Linked DNA regions of Mus musculus: all the other regions are linked to region 1. A link is a loop called in an ENCODE intact Hi-C map of the cell type or tissue named here. Cell type or tissue: gastrocnemius. All regions are shown on one strand.

Region 1 (5,000 bases):
TGCTGGTCACATATGTTCAGTCTAAGATCCACCACCTAGCACTGCGTGGCATTTTCCTAGTTGCATCTTACTGTTGTGTGAATGCCATGACATGTGGAGTTCAGGGGACAGTGTTCAAGAGGCGATTCTCTCCTACCATGTAGTTCCTGGGACCTGATGTATTACAGTAGTCGGTAAAAATTGAATTGGTGTGGTGTAAGCACTGCAGACCTCTCATCCCGGCACTTGGCCAGCACAGATGGGGGAATCAGGAGTTGAAGGTCGTCCCTTCGAGGCTAGCCCGGGCTGCATGTGATCCTGTCTGGAAAAAAAAAAAAAAGCAAAAACAAAACCCTGTTTTTTACTACGGAGGAGATTGAATCACAGAGAGGTTCCCCAGCCCCATGGGAAAGATTGTCAGAGTAAGTGTATCTTATGAAACTTGGGAGCTGGAAGAAAACATCATGGGCTGGAAGCTAAAATGCTAGGAGTGTCTAATCTCAGTCCTGGAAGCAGGAAGGCCAGGAATAGCCAGGGCCTGGAAGGTGACATTTTTGTGTTGCTATCAATTCCTGATGCTAATGGCTTCTACACCTTTGGTTTCCTGGAATTGCTGGTGCTCCTAGGTATGAAGCCTGGGCTCTTAGGAAAGTGTTCAGCCAACAGAGCTCCTCCTTTTTTTCTTTGAAGACATTATCTTAGTTTGTAGCCCTTTTACTTTTGCCTCTCTTCATAAGAGCATAGATCCCATGGTAGGGGGTCCCTCACAACTCCATAAATCATCTCACGACTGGTAAGGGCTTCAACCTAGGAATTTGGGGAAAAACAGCCCAGGCCTCTACTCCTACCCACATATACTGCTTTCCCTAGAGTCAGCAATGGAGAGGGACCGCTACATGAGCCCCATGGAGGCCCAAGAGTTTGGCATCTTGGACAAGGTCTTGGTCCACCCACCTCAGGACGGGGAGGATGAGCCAGAACTGGTACAGAAGGAGACTGCCACAGCGCCGACGGATCCTCCTGCCCCGACAAGCACCTAAGGAGTGGAGACCAGACTGAAACTTCCTCTGCTGGGCCCAAGAACAACCCCTAGAGGAGATGTGGATTGAGGTTGCCCTCAGAGCAGGGCAGACTGCCTGAGACACTGTGATTTAAATTAAATCTTTGTAGTCTTTGTCCCATGTCTGAAGCACCTTCCATTACTTCTCCAAGACAGCAGGCCTCCTTCACCTTGACAAACCACTTCAGTAAGCAAACCCTGGCTCTCCTGGAACTAAACCAATCTAGCCTCAGACTCAGGTACCCACCTGCCTCACCTCCTGAGTGCTAGGATTAAAGGTGTACACCACCACACCTGACTTCAACAGACTTAAGCCATATACTACCCCAAAGTCAGTGGGTAGAAATATGATTTCATACATCTTTGGTTATGTGTGGGTTTGTGCATGGTGAGTGCAGTACCCATGGCCAGAAGAGGATGTTGGGTCCCCTGGGGCTTCCCTGTGGGTGCTGGGACTTAAGAGTACATTCTTACCTGCCGATCCTGGGCTTGGCCCCTTAGAGAGTTAAGAGTTAGGGTGGAGGGTCTACCAGAATCTACCACCAACTTTGGGTTGATCCTCAGACCCATGAGACCTGACACTGGTGACTCACCAGGTGACAAAGTCCTGGCATTTTGTTGCAGGCTCCAAAAGCCAGCTGAAGCCAGAGAGAATGTCAGGACATGTTTATGGAGTTTTACTAGAACTAGAAGCAGAGGATCCCAGTTTATGGGATGGAGGCAGGTGCCACATGACCCTATGGAGGTCAGAGGGTCGCAAATGCAGGAGTTGCTTTTTCTGCTTGCACCATGTTTGGGGGTCCTGAGGTCAAACCAAAGACTCTTAGCAAGTGCTGAGCCATTTTCCTAGGCCCAGTTTATTAGTGTGGAAGGAAGTAGACTCTTTTTAGATTTAACACAAAACATTTGAGGTGGGGGTTGTATTATTTGGTCTTATTTGTTTGGATGTCCTATTTTGTGGGCAACATCTGAAATTCAGGTTAGCCTCAAACTCAAGGGCTGACCTTGGAGTTAGTTATCCTCCTTTCTCCACCAGGGTGTGCTGTTTGACAAGCGCTAAATTTGCGCTAGGCTGATTGAACTTCTAACCTTGGCTTTGCCCCCACGTGACCTCCAGCCTCCGTTCGCCCTAGTTCTGCACCTACTGCTTGAGACCTTGCTCAGGGCCGAGAGGCGGGACAAGCGGTAGACTGACTTAAAGCACAGCTAATAGAGCCAGTAGCTGATGGGCGTGGTGCGGTGTCAGCCAATAGCTTGCGGGGGTGTGGCTCAGCCTGCTGTGGTCAATCCCTGAAGATGGCGGGCAGCAGGAGGCTAGCGATGCGGTTGCTTTCTGGGTGCGCCTGGGTGCGCGGCTCAGACTCTGCCGTGCTGGGCCGCCTGCGTGATGAGGCCGTGGTGCATCCAGGCTTCCTGAGCCAGGAGGAGGAGGACACGCTAACACGCGAACTGGAGCCCCAGCTGCGGCGCCGGCGCTACGAGTACGACCACTGGGACGCGGTGAGTGGGCGGAGCGGCGAGCTAAGGGGACGCCCACTGGGACATAGTGAGGGGGCGGGGTCCTCGGAGGGGTAGAGTGAAGAGCTAGGCTTGCTTGGCCAGGTTGGGGACAGTGTGTTTTGGGCAGTCCCCGATGTAGGTTCGGGTGGGACCAAGTTTCTCTGGTGTGGGACATGGCGGGTGCTGGGCAATTCGATGAGTGACAGTTGGTCAGGAGGTCTTGTGGGAATGGGGCTGATCTTGATGCCAGAGCTGAGTCCAGGGGAAGGCCTGCTGCTGCGGGCTTGTGGATGGTACTTAGAGCAGGGGAAGGGACCAGAGCCGGAGAAGGTGAACTGGCAACGTTGAGCTCAGAGCAGCGCAGTATTACAGTGGGGGCAAATCACTGCTGGGCTTTACTAAGAACAGGGGCTGTAGTGTGGGGCTGGGCCTGGAATCAGAAGGGAGGGTTTTGGTGGGCACCAAGGAATGCGTAGTGAGGACAAAGATGTCACTTCAGACATGAAGTTCTGGAACACTTCAGGGGCATTGGTGACAAGATTAGAAATAAAAAGCAGACTTGGGAGAGGGAGTGCCAGCAGTTGGGAGTTTCACTAGGGACTTGAGTGGGATCAAATAGAGACAGGAGACCGAGATACTGAATATTAGGGTGGCCAGCACCAGGGACCACTGGGAAACGAAACGTGAAGACCAGATGCGTGGTTGAAACCTCACTGATAATGAGCTAAAGTTGGAAAGACTGCCTGCCCTGTACTGCACCCCTCGGTACCTCATTTTCCTGTCCTGGGAGTTCCCAGTTATGACTTGAGCTCTCTATTCAGGCCATCCATGGCTTCAGGGAGACAGAGAAATCCTGCTGGTCTGATGCAAGCCAGGTCATCCTGCAGCGGGTTCGGGCGGCTGCATTTGGTCCTGACCAGAGCCTGCTATCCCCAGTACATGTGTTGGACCTGGAACCTCGGGGCTACATCAAGCCTCATGTTGACAGTGTCAAGGTGGGCAGAAGGCATTCCATCAGAACTCCTAGCTAGGTTGTCGGTGGACAGGGGGGCAGAACTAAGCCTGACACCCCAATATACACAGCATACATACCCCTTTTCCAGTTCTGTGGATCTACCATTGCTGGCCTTTCCCTGTTGTCTCCAAGTGTTATGAAGCTGGTGCATACACAGGAACCTGAGCAGTGGCTGGAACTGTTGCTGGAGCCAGGGTCTCTCTATATCTTAAGGTACGACGTAACCCAAAGTCCTCAGGTGAGGCCGAGGGTTTCTAACAGTCACCACCACCACTCAGAAAAAGTATAGAAATGCTGAAGGGACAGTCTTCCCTCCATCCACCCACTCAGCTTCTCTCTTCTTGCAGGGGTTCAGCCCGATATGACTTCTCCCATGAGATCCTTAGAGATGAAGAATCATTTTTTGGGGAGCACCGGGTTCCCCGGGGCCGACGCATCTCAGTGATTTGCCGCTCCCTCCCTGAGGGGATGGGGCCAGGAAGGCCAGAAGAGCCACCTCCAGCCTGCTGACCTCCCACATATCCTCCATATTTGTGAATAAAGTAGGGAAAATGCTGTCATGGGATCTTCAAATGACCGTCTGCCAGGGCTGGGGCTCTTAAGAGACGATCAGGGTCTCAGGATTCACATAGCATGGTGGCTGCCAGGGTGCACCTGATCACACACACTCTTAAGGCCACGAGAATATCATTTATTGCATCCACTGCTGATTAAAAAAAAAAAAAAACTAACAAGCAAGCAAAGAAAGAAACAAAAAACCCTGGTCCTTTCCCTTCTTATCTTTACCTATGCAAATTTCTAGTAATGTCACCTGAGCCTTTCAAAGCCCAGCCTGTCTCATGCTTGTGATTCTGAGACACCAGACTGGCCTCCTTCAGCCACCACAGCCACAAGCTGCAGCTGAGAGCTGAGGCAGCTGCTGCCAATGGTGCTGATCATCAAGGAAGGTCACATCAGCATAGCTGGTGGGCTGGCAGCAGGGTCGGCCATGGGCTCGACCCCGCCCTCGAAGCCGGGCCAGTACCAGACTGTGCTGGGTATGGGCCTCTTGGGGACAGCTGCCAGCACAGTATCGGAAGATGACCTTCTCCTCCGAGGCATAGCCCAGGCCCAGCTCAGCCACTGGTAGGGTCAGGCTCCACAGTCGGCATGAACCAGCCAAGGCTCTTGGAAGACGGACATGGTTGTTACCTAGTGCAAGGTAGAGTAGGATTGTAAGGCAAAGTGAGGGCTTTGAGAGAAGGAATTGGGGAGTCGGGAGGCCCCCAGGAATTCTTACCCTGATGGGGCGTCCAGGTCCCTCTAGTCTCTGCCATCTTCCCAAATGAGAGCTTATCTGCCACAGAAGCCTCTTGAAGATCAAGGACCCAGCCGAGGCTCGGGTGCAAGGACAGGAGCAGCAGACACAGGATCCGAAGTCTTCCTGCAGCCATTGTGACAGCAGGT
Region 2 (5,000 bases), 280 kb after region 1:
TTCCTGCCCTGCACCTATTTGTGGCATACATTGGGTCGCACACATTTACACACCCACCCCCCCACACAGGTAGAGAGAGACATTTATCCATACACATGTATATGTATTCCAGAAATGATGCAGGAGCACTGGTTCTCTGTTAGCTTCTTATACAGCCCGGGTTCACCTGTGCAGGGGTAGACAGCCCACAAGGGGCTCACACTCACACACAAAGGAGAGACAAAGCATATGGAGGATATACACACATAGATACATAAAATCTGCCCATAAGTAACATGCTTAGCTTTGTTACCATCATTTATGTTGGGTACTGCTGCTTATGACTGTAAACTCAGCACTCTGGAGGCTGAGATAGGAAGCTCTGTGAAACCAAAGCAGGAGCCACATTGTTATATATTGTTACTAAGTCTCCATGCCTCCCACAGCCAAGCATTAGACGAAGCTTGTGTATATACATGTGTATGTATAAATGTCTCTCTCTACATGTGTTAAAAAGTCTCCATACCTTACAAGAATAAGTTTCTAGTTTCTAAACCTAAACCTAATGTATCCTGTAAACCATTTTGTTCAACCTATGCTGAACTTGTAACCCCACAAGGTATACCCACCCACCTTTTCACATGATGTATTCTCTCACAGTTCTCAAAGGCAGCTTTGAGCCCCGAGTGCCCCAGTCTTCTGTCCAGGTGCTAACAGCCAATTCTCTCAACAGCTGTCTTCTATCAGTCCCAACCCTTCCCCATAAAAGGGGTGGCAGAACCCATTGAGAGGCTGCTCTCTGAAATCCCAACTTAGGGTGAGGCAGCCATCTGGCCAGACTAAATAAAGCTTGCTTAATCAGACAGTCATAGAAATGTTCCCCCCACCCTCCTCAGGTCCTAAGTCAAGGCTAGTCTGGGCTACAGAGTGAGACCCAATCTGAAAAAGTTTTCCAAACAGTAAAAATAAAATTGAACAATAATATTCGATTTTATTGATGGGAACTGCACATCTGTGGGCTCCTTGCCAAGATGTAAGATGTTATATATTACTTTCCAACAAAACACAATTTTTGTTTATTGTTTTGAGGGTCTCATGTAGCCCAGGCTGGCTGGAACTCATTATATAACCCAGGATGCTTTTGAACTCCTGTCTCCACCTCCCCGGTGCTGGGATGACAGGCAGGAACCCCCAAGCTGGGCTTGTTTAGTGCTGGTCAGGAACCTGAGGCTTCATGCATGCTAGGCTCTACTACCGAACCACAGGCTGAGCCCTCCTTCCTCCCATCCCCATTTGAAATTCAAACTTAGAGACTACAATTTTACATTTTGAGTTTCTCCATGTATTTGGGAATTTTGTTAGTATATGATAGTTAGGTTTTAGGTCTTAGACATTATTTCACAAGCGTCAGCCTGTGTCTCAAATACGTCAGAAAAATCATATTGGATGGGAGGGTTTTGTGTGTGTGTGTGTGTGTGTGTGTGTGTGTGTGGTCTGTCTGTCTGTCTGTCTGTCTGTCTGTCTCCCTATCTCCAGATGCCGTCTAGGAGTCTAGGAGTCTAGAAGTGACCCAGGCCCAGGCTTTGGGAAGAGGTGCACAGCAGGATTCTTGCTTCTTGAGTCACTACTTCCTGGAAAGAGGGGAGGGGGGCAAGGCGACCTCAGCTGAGACCTGTGCCCTGGGGGTGGGGTGGGGTGGGGTGGGTGAGGCAGGAGGAAGCTGCTGCACGCGCTGCATACCTAAAGCCAGGTGTGCTCCAAAATATGCACACTTCCTGTTTGTCACCTAGGTAACTCCGCCCCCTCCCACTCCCCATGGTCCTGAACTTCACACCTCATATAGAATTTTCTGTTTCTCCAGTAGCCAATGGAGGAATGGGGGCAGGCGCAAACTCTAGTTCAAGTTTGGAAATCTCAATCGATGGAGTCGTCATTGTCTGGGTCTTTTGGGGGATAATTTACTTGGGCGGGGGAGCGTAGGGGTGGGGAAACAGGGAAGGGAATAGGCAGACTTGAGGGAGATCTGTGGGTCTACTGTGTCTGTGCACAGCTGCACAAAGATTCAGGGGTGTAGTCTCCAGCAGACACTCCACAGATTCAGGTGGAGTTGGGATCTGGGGGGTCTCACTTTTCACACTAAGCTGATATGGATGATTTAAGACCTACTGTGTATCAGCCTGTCCCTGGAAGCTCAGTTACCCCAATTCCAGCTACAACCAACAACCAACAGAGAGATGAACGAAGATAATTTCTAATGGTCCCTCCTGGTTTAAGCCATGAGACAGGAAGATTCGAGAAGGAAGGCTAGGGGGAGCAGGCTTTTTTTTTTTTAATTTAAATTTTATTTAAATAAACAACATTCAAATTCATTTACATTATATAAAAATTAATTTAAATGACAGACCGGGTGCCCAGGTTCGAGGATGGTGGTCAGAGGACAAATCTGTAGAAAAGGCTCTCTCCTTCCATCTTCACGTGCGTTCCAGGGACGGAACTCAGGCTAGCAGGCTTTAGGGACAAGCGCCCTCATCAGCTGAGTTATATTGCCAGCCCCACGCGGACTGGCGTTCTTTAAGTATGAAAGGAGGCGGTAACTTGGGAGCTGAGACCTAGGTTTAGATTGAGGCAAGTTTTGGGATGCCTGAGAGGTCCGTGGTGGTGGGGTATGGAGAATGAAGAGTGAGGCGGTTAGACGGGCTAATTTTGATCTTTTCACAGGACCAAAATGCTGATGTGGGTGAGGAGTGGACCAGAAAAAGAGGCCAGGAGGGGAGACCACTCAGTAAGAGGCGCGCCCCGTTTTAGCCAGTGACCACAGGGGAGTTTAGGAAAGGTTTTGGAGCCAGCCAGGGAGGGAGGGGCAGATCCGGATTTGCGATGGCGTACACGAAAGTGGAAGCCAAGAGTATTTCCGCAGAGAGCAGGAAACACGCTGGGAGCTGCGCGAGGGCCACCTAAGACACGCCTGGGTTCCCGGACACGCATGACGCGTGGCTATTCACTTGGAGAGCTATTCCGGCGCCCGCAGACTGTCTTGGATAGATCCTCCGGTTCTCCCTAAGGGCTGATGGCTCCACCCTGACCAGTAGGGAGCCCGGGATCTTACAACGACCACCTCCTCACTTACCTGGAGGGGACTCGGGGAATCCGACGGGACTCAACCTGAAGGCTCAGCCGCTGAGCAGCGAAATGCCCACACCCCAGCTAGGCCCAGCCTCCGCTGCCCTCACCTGGCTGGTGCCCAGCCCCGGCCCCTGGCTCCGCCCCTATAAGCCCCGCCCCATCGAGGCCCTCTCCGTCAGGCCCCGCCTCCATAGGAACCTCCCAGGCGCTCAACCAGCCCCTTTGGAACAAGTCCCCGTCGGAAGCCGCGCTCCCTTTGAACCTCTGTGTGTGTGTGTGTGTGTGTGTGTGTGTGTGTGTGTGTGTGTGCGTGCGCGCGCGCCTGTGCATGTGCGCGCGCGCGTGTTTGTCTTGTTCTCTTTATTTCTTTTCCTTGGCATCTCCAAGTGGCCCTTACTTACTGTCCAGTTCTTTAAACAGACGCCCCACCTCCTCACGGCCACGCCCCACTAGTGCTGAAGTTTGGGAAACTAGAACGATTTTTACGCTTTCTTTCTTTTTCCTCTTCGTTTTTTTCTCCTATCTCCCAGCTCCTTTATAGCACTCAGCTATGTATCCGAGGATGACTTAGGCTCCTGATCCTTGAGAGCCGGGATGACAGGTGTGCCATATCTGGTTTATGTGGTGGCTGGGACTGACCTGAGAGAGCGCCCTGCCCACTGAGGGCCAGCCTCAAGCTCTGGAATGACTTTTACTACATGCCATGTCTCCCTGAACGAGTTGAGGCTGTCTCTCCAAATCCCCAGGGATTCAAGTCGGTTCAGGGCAGCTCTGGGGCTGTGGCGTCAAACCTGCAGCTTCCTCCAGGCCCGCCCCCGCCCCGGTTTGGAATTGTGAGAAAGGCGACAGCCTCCCGCTAAAGACGGGATCGGGCTGGATTTTGGGACCAGGACGAGGAAAGAGGGAATCTTTTCTCAGGTTGGGGGTGGGGCTGTATCCTGATGGCTGGAGAAGAGTTAGAGGAAGTCGAGGGTTGGGAATTTGCGGCAAGAGAGGCAATACTACGTTTATTCAAAGGCCACGTTTGTACACTGGCCCAGCACGCAGGAATCAGGATTTCAGCGTCAGCCTTAGATACATCACGAAGTTCAAGGTCAGTCTGAGCTCTACATGAGACTTTAGTAAAGTATTCTATATAATAGAGGCAGCCCTCATTAAACTCCTACGGTAAACCAAGACAATTCGGCTTGCCTTCTCTTGTCTCAACGGCTCAGTTTTCAGTTACATCCTCCTAGGAATGAGACGTGTACCATTCACCCCCATTTTCTCTATGGAGAGATCGAAGCACGAGACGAGAGGAACTAAGCCATTCGTGCAAATGTACCTCAGCTTGGAAGTGGTGGAGATGGAATTCGAATCTAGAAACCTAGTGGGCGCTCTCCAGCTGCCTCTCGTTTTTGTTTTGTTTTCACTGCCTGGCCTTCCTACCCTAACTGCGTGCAAAGAAAACAAATTGTTACCCGGTTTAGAGAAGAGGGAGAGGACGCGTAGGAAGTCACAGACGCCAAAAATAGGGGATAGAAATTGTCCTCGCCTGTAAGGTTGCAAAACGGGAGGGTTTTCAGGTTGTGCCCACCCCTACCCATATCCTCAGTGCGTAAATGAGACTCAAGCTGGTCCAGTGAAGCCGTTTAGCGCCGCCTAGAGGCCATAAGGATAAAAGGTGGGGTGCTAAGGAAGCGGCTTGGAATCTGGTGGGTTAGTCAGGGAGAGGCTTGCTTGCCAAGGTAATTTTAGTTCCTGAGAAGCTATGGTCAGGAAAGCAGTACATATTTGTTAGACAAATCAACTAATAAATGACAGGGAAGGGCACTGGTGACCTTGACTCGGACGAGAACTCACAGCAGGGAAGGTGGGCTTATAGTATGATAATTAAGGGTGGAGGAGGGCTGTGGCTT
Region 3 (5,000 bases), 170 kb after region 1:
GCTGAGACACTGGAGGCGGACAGCAGCAGCTGCTTTTTAGATTATGCTACTAAAGTTTTCTTAAGTGCCGTATCAGAAGACAAGTCAATTGACAAACTTTATCAGCTTTCCACTGACTTAGCAAAAATACCCTAAAACCAGGGAAGGCATGATTTTGCTTGTGGTTTTGAGGTCCAGTCCATGGTTGCTAGTTGGTCTTGGTTGCTTTTAGGCTCACTGGACGATGAAGCCTCTGGCTAGAACTGCTCATGTGCAGACTGTCAGGAAAGAGAGAGAGGTTTGTGTTGTGGGGAGCATGTGAGGAAGGGGAGGAGGGAGAGTGAGGGGGGTTGGGGGGAGGTGGGAAGGGGTAAGGTGGGGAGGGGTAAGAGGAGCAGACAGACAGAAGGGACAGACTGTTGACTTTAAAGGTGCCTCCCCTTTATAACCTATTTATTCTAACTAGTACCTTCTCCCTAGTTTTTGGCCATCCTCAGTCCCTTAAGCCCTGACTGACAATGGTGACATCCAATTGTTTCCCAGGACCCCACAATGGAAACTGCTGCAGTGGGTACCAAGCCTTCAGGAGCGCAGATGCCTGGAACTTACCAACCTGCCTGGGTGTCCTGAGGGCTGAGTTCAGATGTGTGTCACCACCCTCAGCTCTCACAGATGTAAGGGTCCGAAGATTGCTGAAGGAAGATTCCACACTCAGATAGCATGCAAAGACAAAGAACATTTATTTTCCAGAAACATCCAGCATGCTAGGGTACCATTGTTCAGAATGACAACCCAGAGAGAGAGATATGTTTGAGTCCCTTTTATAACAGGACTGCTTAATTGCTTCTGAGATAACAGCACACTTCTAAAACTTAGGGCTACAGAAACCACTAAAGGTTATAAAGAAGATATATACCACAGGACCCTAGGTGCACAAACAGGAGATAAGGTATTGATTGGGTTTGTCTAAACAAAACTTCAAGGATGGCTTAGTTACAGCCTTAAATTTTCCATGACACTGCAAGCTAGTAACCAATGGTGAAAGTTAAGCCAGATCCTAGTGTATATATACGTGTGCATTCTCTGTTATAACCTCTTATTCAATTTATGACTGAATTTATGTGCAGACCTGCAGTGATCTTTTTACCATGTGAACGCATGCTCTGAGAGTTGTACCAGTACTGAGAACAAAGGACAGGGGTAAGTCCCCCTTCCCTTCTCCCCCCCCCCCCCCCATACTTCAACTTCTCTAGCCTCCTGTTGTGTCACTTTGAGATGCTAACTGGAGGCTGTGGGCTTTTAGCCTTAAAACAACTCAGCCAGATTAGCTGCAAGAGCAGAGTACCTTATTAAGTGACTTGTGGCCTAATTTTTGGTGGAGATAAAATGGGATATGGAGAATGAACTCACAGCCATTGGAAGAAACATTTACGTATTGGTGTGTGTGGCATGGGAATACATATGTGCAGCAGCAGTATGTGTGTGCCTCTCTCCTCCCACCAAGTGGGTCCTCCGAATGGAGCTCAGGCTGTCAGGTTTGGTGGGCAGCTGTTTTTACCTGCTGTGCTTTCTTGCTGGCCCAGAAAGAACACGTAAGGTTTGGGGGAACATTTGAGGCCTGATCCTTAAGGAGGGCTGCGTAGGGAGAGGCTTATTTATGGGTTGGTTCCGAGCAGTGGTCCTCAACCCTCCTAATGCTAGGACCCTTTAATATAGCTCCTCGTGTTGCCGTGACCCTCCAACCATAAAATTATTTTGTTGCTACTTCATAACTGTAATTCTACTTCTGTGATGAATCATAATATAAATATCTGATATGTGACCCTTGAGAAAGGGTTGTTCGACCCCCAAAGAGGTCCGAGACTCATAGGCTGAGGACCTCGGTTTTAGAGGGTGGAGTCTTGATGCTGTGACAAAGTCCCTGAGAAAGCGCAACCAAAGGGAGGAAAGCTTATTCAGGCTTGCAGCTCCAGGGTGCCTGTCATTAGGGGTGGGGGGTGGGTGGGGGAGGGGGTGGGGGAGGGGGTGGGGGAGGGGAAGCGGGGAGGCAGGGAGGTGGGATGGCAGGAAGGCAGAGCAATGGCCTTAATATAAGCAGTGGAACCAGGAACACTGGAATCAGTGGGGTGACTGTAGCCGTTTTTTTCTTTCCATTGCCCAAGGGAGGGTGTGGGTTTTCCAACCCTCATAGGTGTCCCCTTTTGTTGACAAGATGACAACAACCGGCACTGTTTGTCCCAGCAGGGAGCTCAACGGCCTACAGCAGCTCTGTCTGTGACAGGGAGAGCTGTTCCCAGCAGACACCAAAGAGAGAGAACTTTGGGAGCGCAGCAAGCAAGCCCCATTCCCAGCCAGGCATTCTGCAAATGCTCCGTCCAGCAGCGCCACCTGCCGGCCACATCCAAGCGCATTCCCTTCCTCCCTTACCAGCTTCTATTAAAAAATGTCTTAGTGTGGATCTGAGTTCAAGGCCAACCTAATCTACAGAGTGAGTTCCAGGACAGCCAGGGCTATATAGAGAAACCCTGTCTTGTAAAACCATCCATCCATCCATCCATCCATCCATCCATCCATCCATTCAACCAACCAACTAACCAACCACTTACCCACCCACCCAACCAGAAAGTCTTAGTGTGTTGGTATGCATGCATTTGCATATACATGTGTGTGTATGTGTGCAGACAAATGTGTGCATGTGTTCTTGTGTTTGGGGTGCATGGTTATGTGCATGTACAGCTATAGGTCAATGCTGGGTATCTTCCTGTACTGCTCTCCATCTTGGTTCTGTGTATGTGTGTATGTGTGCAGACGAATGTGTGCATGTGTTCTTGTGTTTGGGGTGAATGGTTATGTGCATGTACAGCTATAGGTCAATGCTGGGTATCTTCCTGTACTGCTCTCCATCTTGGTTCAGGTTTTTTTTTTTTTTTTTTTTTTTTTTCTTCGAGACAGGTTTCTCTGTGTAGCCCTGGCTGTCCTGGAACTCACTCTGTAGACCAGGCTGGCCTTGAACTTAGAAATCCGCCTGCCTCTGCCTCCCAAGTGCTGGGATTAAAGGCATGCGAGTGTACACCGAGTCACTGCTTCAAATGTGTTCAGGAAAGTCACTGGTCCTGGCCTTCTCTAACCCCTGAAGGCTCTTCTGGCCATGTCCAAAGTGTGTGCTATCTCTAGAGCTGGCCCTATTACTACTGCCATGTAGTGACTTGGGTGAGGGAGAGATGCTTGTGGTAGGCAGAAAAGCTGGCCTGGAGGTCATGAGAGTGGGAGAGCTGGCCCTGCCCCTCACCTACTGCAGCACTTGGGAGAGCAGGCCCTGCTCCTTTCCTGGGCAGCATGGCAGAGCTTTTCCCTGGTCATGTGGTATTGGATGGACTGGCTAGAGGTCAGGAGAGCAGGAGAGCTGGCCCTACCCCTCGCTGGCGGCAGCATTGGGTGGGTTAGGTGGGGCAGTGCTGGAGAACACGTGCTTACTCACGGTGTGGGTGTGGGAGAGCTGGAGGGCTGACCAACTCAGCTCCCACTCAGACTCAGATCCAGGGCTATGAGTTGGCCCACCCCATCAACTATGCCATGAACTGCTGGGCCAGTCCTGCAGATCCAAAGCTGCAGGATCTCCATGACACAGGGCAACAACAGAGCATCTGAGAGGAATCCCAGTGAGGATACAGTATTGATAGTGTAGCAGAAGCCTTGGAACCAGACCAATGACTCACTGTAGTGAACATTTGCAAGTAAATATGTGTGGGCAAAAGGGAATACTGTGGGACACACTATAGCATACACACACACACAAACACACACACACACACACATATATATGTGTGTATACACACACACACACATATGAGGCTGCAAGGGCAGAGGACAGATACAAAGGGATGGGGGAGATAAGAGGGATTAGGATGCATGATGTGAAATTCACAAAGAATTAATAAAAAGTTAAAAAAAATAGGAACATTGGCTGTTGACTCCTGTCTGCTTCCCTTCCCCACAGAGCGGGGACATCAGACCCAGGTCACCCTCCAGCAGACTTCTGAGGCAATGAATGAACGAAGGGGATTGGACTGCTTTGGCCTGGGCTCTGTCATCTCTGACAGGGAGCCCTGAGTAGTCATTACAATATCCGGATGGCCCATCTCCTTTCTCCTGGACACCAGGACCACTAACTTGATCTTGTCAAAGTTTTGGGGACCTACCTCTCCTCATTTTCCTATTGTCAGGGTATGGGCACAACCTTACCTGGTGCTCAAGAGCCTGAGAACCAGATGGCCTGAGCCTTCCTGCAGACCCAGGGACCCACGAGACAGCTCTGGCTGACCCCAAGACCTCAGACTGTGCTCCCCCACCCCTGGAGCAGTGTCCCGCGGCTTCCTCATAGCCCGATACTTGCCAGGCACCTGCATGAGGTAAGAGCAGTCAAAACTTTTTGATGAGAGACAGTCCATGTTTATCCATACTGTTTACTGACTGTTCATTGTGGGAAATGGGTGTGTACTCACTTCTCGGGGTGGACCAGACATGAAGTACCTCTGCAAGAGGGGGGGGGGTGTCTTCAAAGGGAAGCTTATTGGCTAAATCCTCGGGGCCTCTAGTGTGGAGATCTCTGTTCTGGGCTATGTGACCAATGTCGGGAGTGTGGCATGTGTTCCTGACCTGGAATCTTAGTAGGGAGCAGGGAGACACCGAGTTCTGGGTTCTCTGATCTGCTCTACCTTATCAAGTTTCCTAACATGGTCCACTGCCCCACAAAAGTCGTATATTCTACCTATGTGCACGAAGTATATATACATCTTTATGAGAAGCCACTGCCTTCACAGCCCACCTTCAGTTTCCCCTTTGGCCCTCTCTCAGAGGCAACCTCTGCATAATCCTCCACCTGCCCTATACTCTTGCATGAGGCCTGTTGCATGCTGTGATTTTGTCCCTCTGCTTCAATTCATCAAGGTATCCTTCCTTCTGCCTAAAAACCCTAATACTGGCTGTCCCAGAACTTGTTATATATAGACAAGGCTGGCCTT

What was found. Peaks named below come from ENCODE experiments on the same cell type or tissue, not always from the same donor. Only the 100,000 strongest peaks of a DNase experiment are listed, where the experiment ranks them.
Region 2: a loop joins it to region 1, with 2.2 times the contacts of the local background. A loop is called at or near these places in 3 of 42 quality-filtered maps.
Region 3: a loop joins it to region 1, with 12 times the contacts of the local background. A loop is called at or near these places in 19 of 42 quality-filtered maps.

Annotation. Positions count from the first base shown.
Region 1 is chr17:56,995,029-57,000,028 of GRCm38, forward strand. Clpp (caseinolytic mitochondrial matrix peptidase proteolytic subunit) reads left to right here. Exons shown (of 6, transcript NM_017393.2): 6 at 850-1,343. The coding sequence ends at 1,019. Alkbh7 (alkB homolog 7) reads left to right here and starts at 2,311. Exons shown (of 4, transcript NM_025538.3): 1 at 2,311-2,539; 2 at 3,361-3,534; 3 at 3,643-3,767; 4 at 3,902-4,312. The coding sequence starts at 2,336. The coding sequence ends at 4,064. It overlaps Pspn (persephin), which reads right to left. Exons shown (of 2, transcript NM_008954.3): 1 at 4,834-5,000; 2 at 4,285-4,745. The coding sequence starts at 4,987. The coding sequence ends at 4,429. In gastrocnemius, a CTCF peak has its summit at 2,076; DNase peaks (open chromatin) are centred at 2,258 and 2,540; H3K4me3 peaks cover 1,365 bases; H3K27ac peaks cover 1,869 bases.
Region 2 is chr17:57,272,312-57,277,311 of GRCm38, forward strand. No RefSeq gene overlaps it. Among named protein-coding and RNA genes, the nearest start is that of Vav1, 4.3 kb to the right of the region's middle. In gastrocnemius, no CTCF peak of the experiment used is centred here; DNase peaks (open chromatin) are centred at 2,882, 3,262 and 4,719; H3K4me3 peaks cover 3,268 bases; H3K27ac peaks cover 3,351 bases.
Region 3 is chr17:57,164,892-57,169,891 of GRCm38, forward strand. It overlaps Gm33566 (a long non-coding RNA gene), which reads left to right. Exons shown (of 7, transcript XR_876893.3): 2 at 212-277; 3 at 523-653; 4 at 1,107-1,179; 5 at 2,221-2,467; 6 at 4,203-4,388. Among named protein-coding and RNA genes, the nearest start is that of Cd70, 18 kb to the left of the region's middle. In gastrocnemius, a CTCF peak has its summit at 2,375 (motif pointing left); a DNase peak (open chromatin) is centred at 2,348; H3K4me3 peaks cover 187 bases.